Linked DNA regions of Homo sapiens: region 2 is linked to region 1. A link is a contact called in ENCODE POLR2A ChIA-PET data. All regions are on one chromosome and are shown on one strand. Each heading gives the region's core, a stretch centred on a gene start or an enhancer-like site at or near the end of the contact. The rest is flanking DNA. Distances are from core to core; before and after follow the strand shown. Region 1 holds the start of USP47 (ubiquitin specific peptidase 47). Region 2 holds the start of DDB2 (damage specific DNA binding protein 2).

Region 1 (5,076 bases), core at 1,447-3,946:
AGGTCAAGTTTAAATTTGGGAGGTATTGAGCCATTAAAAAGGTAGATATATGAGTTTACAGCCTATAGGAGAGGTGAGGACAAGGGACGTAACATTTACATATAAAGTAAATAAACACATATCCATGTAATCTCAGTAATAATATATTAGGAAGAGTAGCCATATATTTGTATTTGTCCATTTATTCATTAATCAATTCATGAATCCACATACTTATTCCACAAATATTCATTGTATACTTACCATCTTATCAGGCTCTCCTGCAATAGTCAAGCCAGTGGCCTATAAAGAAAAGAGTGTGCAATCAGAAAAGGGGGATTGTAGGAAGAAAATGTTAGACTTTCTTTTTATATTTATTTTAATCTAAAAACGCAAAATTAAATCTTACTTATATTGAATATATAAACACCAGCATCTCACTACTCCTGAGTGAGAAGTGTGAGTTCTGCAATGTAGAGAATTCAGAGATTCCTTCATTTTCTTTTAGTATGTTGTCACTTATTCCAGTTTATGTGGGCTGGGTTAAGTAGATTTATCAATTACATTCTTATTTCATTATATCAACCTTTACTAAAATGAAAGTGACTAAAAAGGATTTCTGGAAAGACAACATGAGTTTGAAATAATATTGCAAGCATAAGCAAAAAAGATGACAGAGATGACATTTTTACTTCTAGGGTGAGCACTACAGCACTGGCCAGCACTACAGAAGACACCTTACTAAGTCATGGGATGACATTTTGAAAATAAAAGTTTGGAAATATTTCCATCATGTGATTTTGATGCAAAAATGATATATGTGAGCCACCCAAGTCTGGGACTATGGTGAAGCAAATGGTTTTCAAGGTGAAAACCGTTCACCTTGGGCACAAAATTTAAGGGGGGGGTGCCAAAAATTCAATAATCAAGACAACTAATCTTAATACAATATTTTAAAAAGTCAAAATTTATCTTAATCAATCCATGATAATCAAAATATCAAAACCTTAAAGACAAGATCTATAACTCCCAAAACTCATACATGAATACTTAAAACTTGAAGATAGAAATTTTCAACTTCTTAAAAATCTTCTAAGCAATTTATTCCAAAGAGCTTTGAACCCATTTGTAAAAATATAAAAATGCAACATCTTCTGGTTGACATCAGGAAAGATGGAACACTACTAGCTGAATTTCAATAAAAACCTTTGCATGGTTGTTGGATGGAATGGATAAAAATGAAACTTTTTTCATATCAGTTTTTTTTTTTAAATCGTTCTAAACATGCATTAGGAAGAGTGGCCAAAGATGTACTTCCTCCTTTAGGATCTACATCTTTGTGAGTTACCTTTTTTTCAGCTTATGACAGCCATTAAAACCAAGTACAAAAATAACCTGACGTTCAATCAGATATTTTAATAACTATTTCACGAAGTATTAAAGATTTTTAAAACTAACGAAACCTAGTCAATCATATTGATTTCCTTAAATATTTTTAGTGAGAATAACAAAGATTTTTATACCATTAATATGGAAAATAACTAAGTTATTTTAAATGTTTATGTCATCTTTGTCTTAGCCTTTTTACATTTTACAAATGTTTTATAATTCTGCACACAGCAGGACACGTATAAAACTTATATAAGTATATGGATTTTTTTTTGGTAACGGGATTACAATAAAAAAAAGTTTGGAGAACACAAGTGCAGGCAGTTAATGCTGTGGGTGTTAGGAACATGACAAGATTATATTATCTCAGCATGCTGTAAGATCACTGTATCCATAAAAGTCTTCATGAAGGAGCCCCGCCGAGTCTCCATAATGGAAGCAGGATTTGGAGAAATGACTTCTGCAAACTTTGTTTAGTATAACACAAAGCACCATGCTTACTACTAGAGAAGATTAAAATTCTCTAAAAACCTTGTTAACGGAGATCACAGGTTGAAGCATACTGCAGCTCTACTCTTGGAAGGCTAGCTCAGTCTCAGACTTGGCCCTGATGGAGAAGGAAGTTCCCTGGAAGAGGGCAGGGGAGCGCCTCTCCAATGTAGTTGCGGGGGGCGGGCGGTGAGGACACCGCTTCATAAGGGAAGGGGTGGCTGCCTCCCCAAGCAGGGGGTGGCCCCTGAGGTCCCTCCAGCTGGGGGCCCTTGAGAGGGAGGGTGGGGAGAGGGGAAAAGAACGTCAGGAGAGTGAACGGGAGCAAATAAAACGCTGTCCATTCTGACTGGAAGGGCCAGAGCCGTGTCTAAGGGCGGGGGCCGGGAGGTGGCCCGCGGTGGTGTCTCTACCAGGACGAGGCCTGGGGTATCTGAAGAGGGGATGACGTCCAGGCGCTTTGCTAAAGGGAAGCCAGAAGGGTATGAGTTGCTAGGGTCAGAGATGGGGCTTTCGGCTCGAGTCTTTCCCTGCAGGGCAGAGAGTCCGAAGAGCCCGAGAAGGCAGGGAGGACAGTGGGCCTGGTCCTTCCCCGGCCGGCAGAGGGAGTCCCGAGATGGAACGTCCAGCTCTCCTCTAACGAAAAGCGTTTGCATGGCTGTCTCGCCAATTCTGTACCTCCCGGGGCTGAGGAAGAGCCGAGGTGACTAGAAGCTAGCGACAAGTGCCGGCCACCTCCGACGCCAGGCGCCGGGCTTGGAGCCCGACGGGCCGAATTCTCGCGAGAGCGGCCGCCGCCATTTTTCCATTGATTGCAGCGGGCTGGGGGAGGGGCCGACGACGAAGGCGGCTGTGGTAGCGGCGGCGGCGGCGGCGGAGCCCTGGGTCGGTGTCTGCGCGCTGGTGTCTGAGGCCCAGGCTGAGGCCTCCGCTATTGCTGGAGCGCAGGCGGCGGAGAGGATGACTGCCGCTGCCATTCTCTCTTGAGCTAGCGAGCCGCCGCCACCCTCCACCCTCCCCCGGCAGGGCGGAGAGGAGCGGCCGGAGTCAGCGATGGTGCCCGGCGAGGAGAACCAACTGGTCCCGAAAGAGGTGAGGGGCCCCAGAGGAGGTTAGGCCTTAGGCCTGCGGCCGCTCGAGGCAACACAGGCCCGGGCCGGGGTTCGGCTGCGGGCCCGGCCGGGGTGCAGGCTCGGCTGTGGGGGAATGAGGAGGCGTGAGGCAGTCGGGGGTGGACGGTGGGTGCGGCGAGCAGTTGGGAGACCCGCTGGCTCTAGGGGCCGGGGAGCGGACCTCCCGCCTCGGGTTTTATGGGGCTGGACGAATAAAGGAGCGGACGGGAAAGAATCAGGTTCTGCTCTAGGGGAGAAGGTGGCCTTTTAAGTTCTTGTTTAACGTGTGGAGCCGGGAGAGATCATTTCAAAGAAAACATTCTGGAACAGTTGCCTATGGGCACGGCAGGGTGACGGTGCTGCTTCTGGGTTTGACAGTGGCAGCGTATAGCTTTCAGCGCTTGTGAAATCTACACCCAAGTGAGATCTGTGGGAGGGCAGACTTAACTGTTACGACTTTTTTCAACTCCTGTTACTTGGTAGTACTATTGGCCTGCCTAAATGGGGCCTACCGAAGATCGTGGAAAAGTAGTACATGGGACATTAATGTAAAGGAAGGAGATAGGAGAACATTACCACATGGAGAGCTGAACTCTTTTTTTTTTTTTTTTTTTTTGAGGTTGGGTTGTGTATGCCAATTTGAGTGACTTCTTAAATTCTTAAAAGCAAGTGATACGAGAAGCCTTGACTACTTGGCTTCTCTTGAATAGTAGTAGAAGATTTAGGGTAGAATCCAGCACTGGCCAGCGAATTTCAACGTATTAATAGTATCTCTGTTGGCTTTATAAATATCTTCGGCGTATTCAAATGTGTATTTTTAACTGGCTGATCATCAGGCTAATGCTTTGGATTTTTATTTCTCATATACCTTAAATAGAGACAAGTGTTGGATTGAAATTAACTGTGTGCGATCTTGAAATTAATGAGTGATCATTACAGATTCTTAAATTTTTTTGTGCCTGTTTTACTTGTTTTGTAGCAATTCTTTGTTACTTAAGCAAGCTCTGACAGTATGCAAGGGTGATATTATTGGAGTTATGTACCTGTATGATACAAGTATTTTCCCAGCTTTGTCAGAAGGGCAGTGATAGTTGTTTTGCAAGGACGATTTTTGTAAAAGGCAGAGAGTTATGTGTCAGTATTTGTTCATCAAGCGTCACCAACTCTGTGCAAAGCAGATAAACAGATGAGTTAATCAGAATTCTTGCCTTGGGAACTTTCTGAGCTACTAAGAAAGGGAACACTAGTGTTTGTTGAACTCCAATTAGGGACTAGGTACTTTACCACGTAAGTAATTCTTATGCAAGGAAGGAAGTGATAGGTGCTGTAAGAAAGGTATAAATGTGTATTTCATTTTAGAGCTTCATATTGCTGGTTTTCATTTTTATAAAAAACAAAATTCTTTCTTAATTTTTTGACCATTAGAAAAATATCATATAGGTGGAACTCTGCTTTAAGAAAACCCAACATTAGATTTATTTCCCTAATAACTTGATTTATAGAAAACATGATATGATAATAGATACCGAGCTTTGCAGAAACATCTGTTGTGTAAAAAGTGATAACAGCAACGGAAGTTTAAAGATTAAATGCCTGTCCTTTTAAGATTAATTCCCTTCCCTGAGGCTTTAAATTCATCACAACTTATGTTTTTTCCCTTTCTTCTTTTTATGGACCATATGCCTTTATTGTCTATTCCTTAGTCTCATCTTCAGTCTTCTTTTTCCCTGGTTCCTTTCATGATTCCTGGAAGCATGATCTGTGGTTCTTACCTTTTATAGCTAGCCAACTAGCTTTTTCTTCTTTGATGGCCACACTCATTCTTTATTAAAGTGATTGCCTCCAGTTCCATATTTGCTTCTGGATTACTGGAAACTTTTTCTGAAAATCACCAGTTATCTCTTAAATGACCAAATTCTTTGACTTTTTTTTTCTTGCCTCTTCTGCTGTTCGAATTCTCTGCAGGATCTGATAGTTTTTTTAAAAAAACAATTTCTTGATTTTAGTGATACTCCACTTTTCTGGTCATTTTCCCACCTGTTTGTCCTATCTGCCCACTCATTTAGTCAAGGCCTTTCTCTTCTTTTTTGTATTCTTAATTGGCACT
Region 2 (5,857 bases), core at 3,268-5,767, about 35 Mb after region 1:
TCATGCCTGTAATCAAAGCAATTTGGGAAGCTGAGGCTAGAGGATGGCTTGAGCCCAGGAGTTCAAGGCCAGTCTGGGCAACATAGTGAGACCTTGTCTCTATAAAACCAAAAACCAAAAACCTTGGTGGGCATAGCATACTTAGTCTTCAAATGTGTACCTACCTTGAAGTATTTTACTTGTTTCACATATATTTTTATTCAGTTCCCAGTAGGTTGTAAATCTTTTAGAGGCAAAGTCCATTTCTTACACTTCAATATCCCCTGCAACTGAGCACCCTGCTGAAGGACAGGTTGGTCTTAGTTGGCATGTTGGTTGGTCTGAATAAGGGGAGGGGGCGAACAGTTTGCTTCTGCAACACAGCTCTGAAAACACAGCTCTAGGCTAGCAGGGGAGAAGCTCCCAGCTTGCCCCTTTCCCAGGCAAAACCATTTCTTTTTTTTAATTTTTAATTTTTTATTTTTTGAGACAGAGTCTTACTCTGTCGTCCAGGCTGGAGTGCAGTGATGTGATCTCAGCCTTTTTGTGTTTTTTTTTCTTTTTTTTGAGACGGAGTCTCACTCTGTCACCCAGGCTGGAGTGCAGTGGCGCGATCTCGGCTCACTGTAAGCTCTGCCTCCCAAGTTCACGCCATTCTCCTGCCTCAGCCTCCCGAGTAGCTGGGACTACAGGCGCCCGCCACCACGCCTGGCTAATTTTTTTTGTATTTTTAGTAGAGACAGGGTTTCACCGTGTTAGCCAGGATGGTCTCAATCTCCTGACCTCGTGATCTGCCCGCCTGGGCCTCCCAAAGTGCTGGGATTACAGGCGTGAGCCACCACGCCTGGCCGTGATCTCAGCTTACTGCAACCTCTGCCTTCCCGGTTCAAGCGATTCTCATGCCTCAGCCTCCTGAGTAGCTGGGATGACCGGCACGTGCCCCATGCCTGGCTAATTTTTGTATTTTTAATAGAGAGGGGTTTCACCATGTTGGCCAGGTGGGTCTCAAACTCCTGGCCTCAGGTGATCTGCCCACCTCGGTCTCCTATTGGGATTATAGGCGTGAGCCACCGCAACCGGCCTTCTAATTTCCCTTTTGGAGCATTCATTCCGTTGCAAGAGCTTATTTAATTTTTATTTATTTATTTATTTATTTATTTTTGAGACAGAGTTTTGCTCTTGTTGCCCAGGCTGGAGGGCTATCACGCCATCTTGGCTCACCGCAACCTTCGCCTCCTGGGTCCAAGTGATTGTCCTGCCTCAGGCTCCTGAGTAGCTGGGATTACAGGCATGTGCCACCATGCCCTGCTAATTTTGTATTTTCACTAGAGATGGGTTTTCTCCATGTTGGTCAGGCAGGTCTCGAACTCCCGACCTCAGGTGATCCGGCCGCCTCGGCCTCCCAAAGTGCTGGAATTACAGGCGTGAGCCACTGCGCCTGGCCAATTTTTATTTATTTATTTAGAAACAGGGTAAACCTCTGTCATCCGGGCTGGAGTGCAGTGGCACAATTGTAGCTCACTGCAGTCCCAAACTCCTGGGCTTAAGCGATCCTCCTGCCTTGGCCTCCCAAGTAGCTGGGACTACAGGCGTGTGCTACCGCACCTAGCTAAGTTGTGTATTTTCTAATTTTTTAGACAGGGGTCTCAGTATTGCTGAGGCTGATCTCCAACTCCTGGGCTGAAGCGATCCTATCCTCTTGCCCTCTCGAAGTGCTGAGATTACCAGCATGAGCCACCACACTGGACCAAGAGTTGATTTTGGTAACATCTTCTGTCCCTATCTGTCTGAAAAATCCTTGAGAGTAGGATCTACCATTAATGCATTAAACAAATTATTATTTTTTGTTTGTTTATTTTGAGATGGAGTCTTACTCTGTAACCCAGGCTAGAGTGCAGTGGCGCTATCTCAGCTCACTGAAACCTCTGCCTCCCAGGTTCAAGTGATTCTCCTGCCTCAGCCTCCTGAATAGCTGGGATTACAGGTGCGTGCCATGATGCCCAGCTAATTTTTTATATTTATTTATTTTTATTTTTATTTTTTTGAGTTGGAGTCTTGCTCTGTCGCCTAGGCTGGAATGCTGTGGCATGATCTTGGCTCACTGCAGCCTCCCTCTCCTCGGTTCAAGCGATTCTCCTACCTCAGCCTCCTGAGTAGCTGGGACCACAGGCAAGTGCCACCACGCCCCAGCTAATTTTTGTATTTTTAGTAGAGACGGGGTTTCACCATGTTGGTCAGGCTAGTCTCGAACTCCTGACCTCAAGTGATCTGCCTGCTTCATCCTCCCAAAGCGCTGGGATTACAGGCATGAGCCACTGCGCCTGATGGTATTTTTAGTAGAGAAAGGGTTTCACCATGTTGGCCCGGCTGGTCTTGAACTCCTGGCCTCAAGTGATTCACCTGCCTTAGGCTCCCAAAGTGCTGGGATTACAGGCTTGAGCCAATGCGATGGCCTACCATTAATGCATTTTTGTATATCTCCTCCCACCCCCACAAACTGTCAGGCACGGGGCTTAGTGGGTGGAGGAAAGGCCCAGCAATGCCTGAGTAAGCCCAACTCCTGCCTGCCTCTTCGCAGAAACTAGGGTGCATCCAAACTGTCTCTTCTCAGGCTAGGCAGGACAGCGCGGCCTCACCTGTGAACCTTCAAGACTTGGACTTTGGCTGAAGCGAGGGCGTAGGAGTTCTAAGTACCGCTGGCTGCACGCCCTCTGGCCCATCACGTCCCAGGCTGCTCCTAGGTGGACACCCAACAGGTTAGGCAAGTCTTAGTTAAAAGCAGTGAGAGGCCAAGAGGCTGGGCATGGTGGCTCACGCCTATAATCCCAGCATTTTGGGAGGCCGAGGCAGGCAGATCACAAGGTCAGAAGATCGAGACCATCCTGGCCAACATGGTGAAACCCTGTCTCTACTAAAATACAAAAAATTAGTCAGGCGTGGTGGTGTGTGCCTCTAGTCCCAGCTGCTCCGGAGACTGAGGCAGGGGAATCGCTTGAACCCGGGAGGCGGAGATTGCAGTGAGCCGAGATTGTGCCACTGCACTCCGGCCTGGGCAACAGAGTGAGACTCCGTCTCAAAAAAAAAAAAAAAAAAAAAGCAGTGAGGAGGCTGGGCACAGTGGCTCACACCTGTAATCTCAGCACTTTGGCAGACCGAGGTGGATGGATGCCAGGAGTTCTAGACCAGCCTAGGCAACTTAGGGAGACTCTGTCTCTACAAAAAATGCAAAAATTAGCTGAGTGTTGCGGCGCGCACCTGTAGTCCCAGCTACTCGGGAGGCTGAGGTGGGAGGATCGATGTCCAGGAAGTCCAGCCTGCATTGAGCCCACATCCTGCCACTGCACTCCAGCCTGGGTGACAGAGAGAGGCCCTGTCTCAAAAAAAAAAAAAAAAAAAAGAAAGAGAGAAAGAAAGAAAGAAAAAATAAAAACAGCCAACGACCAAACAAATAAAAGAGCAGTGAGAACCAGACACGGTGGCTCATGCCTGTAATCCCAGCACTTTGGGAGGCAGAGGCAGGAGGATCACTTGAGCCCAGGAGGTCCAGACCAACGTGGGAAACATAGCAAGACCTTGTCTCTACAAAAATAAAAATAAAAAAATTAGGCTTGGGGATACAGGTCTGCAAGCCTACTTGGGAGGCTGAGGTGGGAGGATCAGTGAAACTTGAGGTCAAGGCTGCAGTGAGCTGTGATTACATCACTGCACTCCAGCCTGGGTAACGGAAGAGAGACACTGCCTCTAGGAAAAAAAAAAAAAAAAAAAAAAAAAGGCAAGGAGTTCCAATCATTCTCCCTTCACAGAGAAGCAGCTTGGATTCGATGGGACTGTAGTTTCTGGAATCCGACTGCAAAGCTGACCGCTGGTAGAGCCCAGCTTCTAACTTAGGAAAGGCACTAGCTCTCTACAAAGCCGCCACTCCCCAACTACACCCTGTAGGGACCAGCCAATCCCAAAGCCCGAGCGGGCGTCATCACCAATTGCAAGGCGGGAGACAGAGCCTTGGCTGGCACCGGGCCTCCTCCCCGGACCCGCAGAGGCCTGGCAGCGCCGCGTTTGAGGAGGGTTCGTGTCAGGAAGTCAAGGCTGGATGATCGCTTAAGCCCAGGAGTTAAAGACCGGCCCGGACAACAAAGCGAGACCCCGTCTCTCCAGAAAAAGAAAAAAAGAGAGAGAGAGAGAGAAATTAGCCGGGCGTGGTGGCGTACGCTTGTAGTCCCATCTACTTAGGAGGCTGAGGTGGGAGGATCGCTTGAGCCCAGGAGGTGGAGGCTGCACTGAGCTATGATCGCCCCACTGCCCTCCAGAGTGAGCGACAGAGCCAGACCCTGTTGCTAAAAAAAAAAAAAAAATCCATAAAGCCGGGGACCATCTTTGCTCCAGGGAGGTCAGCTGACCCGGGCTGGCACTGGCCCTGGCGCAGTTCCCGCCCCTCCCGGGAGCGCTGGCACCGCCCCTTGGCACCACCCCCTCCCCGCGCCCCCGCCTTCCAGGAAGGGGCGGGGTCTCCGAGACGGGTGGGGCCGGAGCTCCAAGCTGGTTTGAACAAGCCCTGGGCATGTTTGGCGGGAAGTTGGCTTAGCTCGGCTACCTGTGGCCCCGCAGTTTTGTAGTCCCCGCCTTGTTTCTCCCCAGAGGCCTCTCAATCCTCCCTCCATGATCTTCGCATAGAGCACAGTACCCCTTCACACGGAGGACGCGATGGCTCCCAAGAAACGCCCAGAAACCCAGAAGACCTCCGAGATTGTATTACGCCCCAGGAACAAGAGGAGCAGGAGTCCCCTGGAGCTGGAGCCCGAGGCCAAGAAGCTCTGTGCGAAGGGCTCCGGTACTGCCTGTGCCTGCTGCTTGAATATTTCCGCCTTTTAGGGTGCTCGCGCAGGAGGCTGCAGCGGGGGATGGGTGCTCCGAGGCTCCCGAGGCCCGCGCAGGTCACGGGTGCCTCCGGCTGTGCATTCTACCTGCAGGTCCTTTGACACCAGAGTGTTTAGGTTTCAACACCTCTCCCGCTAGGTAACAGGAAGCAGATGAGCTCCGTAACAACAGACACACGGACTTGTCAGATTCCTTGTTCGTATCAGGGTTCTTGCACAGTTAGGACGGCTTCAGAGAATCCTACCTTTCCTGGCGCTGTGTGTGCTGGATTTCATAGTCACGCTTGTTAGCTGCACGTCCTCGGTGGTCAGTTGTGAGAGCCCCCAATTCCTTCCTCCTTAGAAAGCTCATTCTCTGAGGTTTACTGGGGCTTGAACCTGGGGCTATAAGGAGTTTCGAGACACTCAAAAACGAGCTGGGGCTTGTTAATCAAGTGGTTTTTGTCCATGAGAAGAAAGAATTGGTTGTCAAGACGTCGGACCTATAGTGATTGGGTCCTCAAATACAGTTTGGTGATCAGGAGTTGTTGCTTTATTGCTATTCTAATTTCACTTACCTCCCCAGAAGTAACCTAGTTAAGAGCATTTCCAGGCCTTCCTATTCCTTCTTTTCCTAAACGGTGACTTCTGCCATGCTGCCCTAAAATCTTTTTATTGTGCATTATATGTGATTTATAAAATTGTGACCCAGTCCCATCTCGAGTTTTGCAGCCCAAACTGGGAAGAGTTCTGCATTGTACTTTATCCTTGTGTGTTTCTTTGGCTGGGGTCTCAGGAACCCTGCACGACTGTATTTACTTTCACTTCAGACTTACTGTTTGTGGGAGTGTTTTGGGGAAGGGGCCAAATCCTCACTCATTTTTTTATTTCTGGTGCTCGTTGAGACCACACAGACATGGAAAGGCCGCAGGAGGTGATGAGACAGAGATTAACCGTGCCGAATGAAACAAGGCTTCCTTTCGGGGAATTCAGCAGAAAAACCTTTCGTGAGATTGGAGAGGAAA

The links. ChIA-PET counts read pairs that join two places held with the same protein, here RNA polymerase II (POLR2A).
Region 2: POLR2A ChIA-PET joins it to region 1 with 10 read pairs in CD8-positive, alpha-beta memory T cell. The contact joins the promoter of DDB2 here to the promoter of USP47 in region 1. POLR2A ChIA-PET finds 5 or more read pairs at or near these places in 2 of 52 experiments (CD8-positive, alpha-beta memory T cell and HEK293).

The regions. Positions count from the first base shown.
Region 1 is chr11:11,839,276-11,844,351 of GRCh38, forward strand. It overlaps USP47 (ubiquitin specific peptidase 47), which reads left to right and starts at 2,697. Exons shown (of 28, transcript NM_001282659.2): 1 at 2,697-2,949. The coding sequence starts at 2,911. LOC107984311 (a long non-coding RNA gene) reads right to left here and starts at 2,566. Exons shown (of 4, transcript XR_001748134.3): 1 at 1,900-2,566; 2 at 244-282. RefSeq lists enhancers at 1,773-2,638, 2,421-2,590, 2,639-3,502, 2,801-2,940.
Region 2 is chr11:47,210,457-47,216,313 of GRCh38, forward strand. It overlaps DDB2 (damage specific DNA binding protein 2), which reads left to right and starts at 4,518. Exons shown (of 10, transcript NM_000107.3): 1 at 4,518-4,807. The coding sequence starts at 4,681. RefSeq lists enhancers at 3,122-3,958, 3,959-4,794, 4,001-4,240, 4,082-5,281, 4,571-4,850 and a silencer at 4,311-4,520.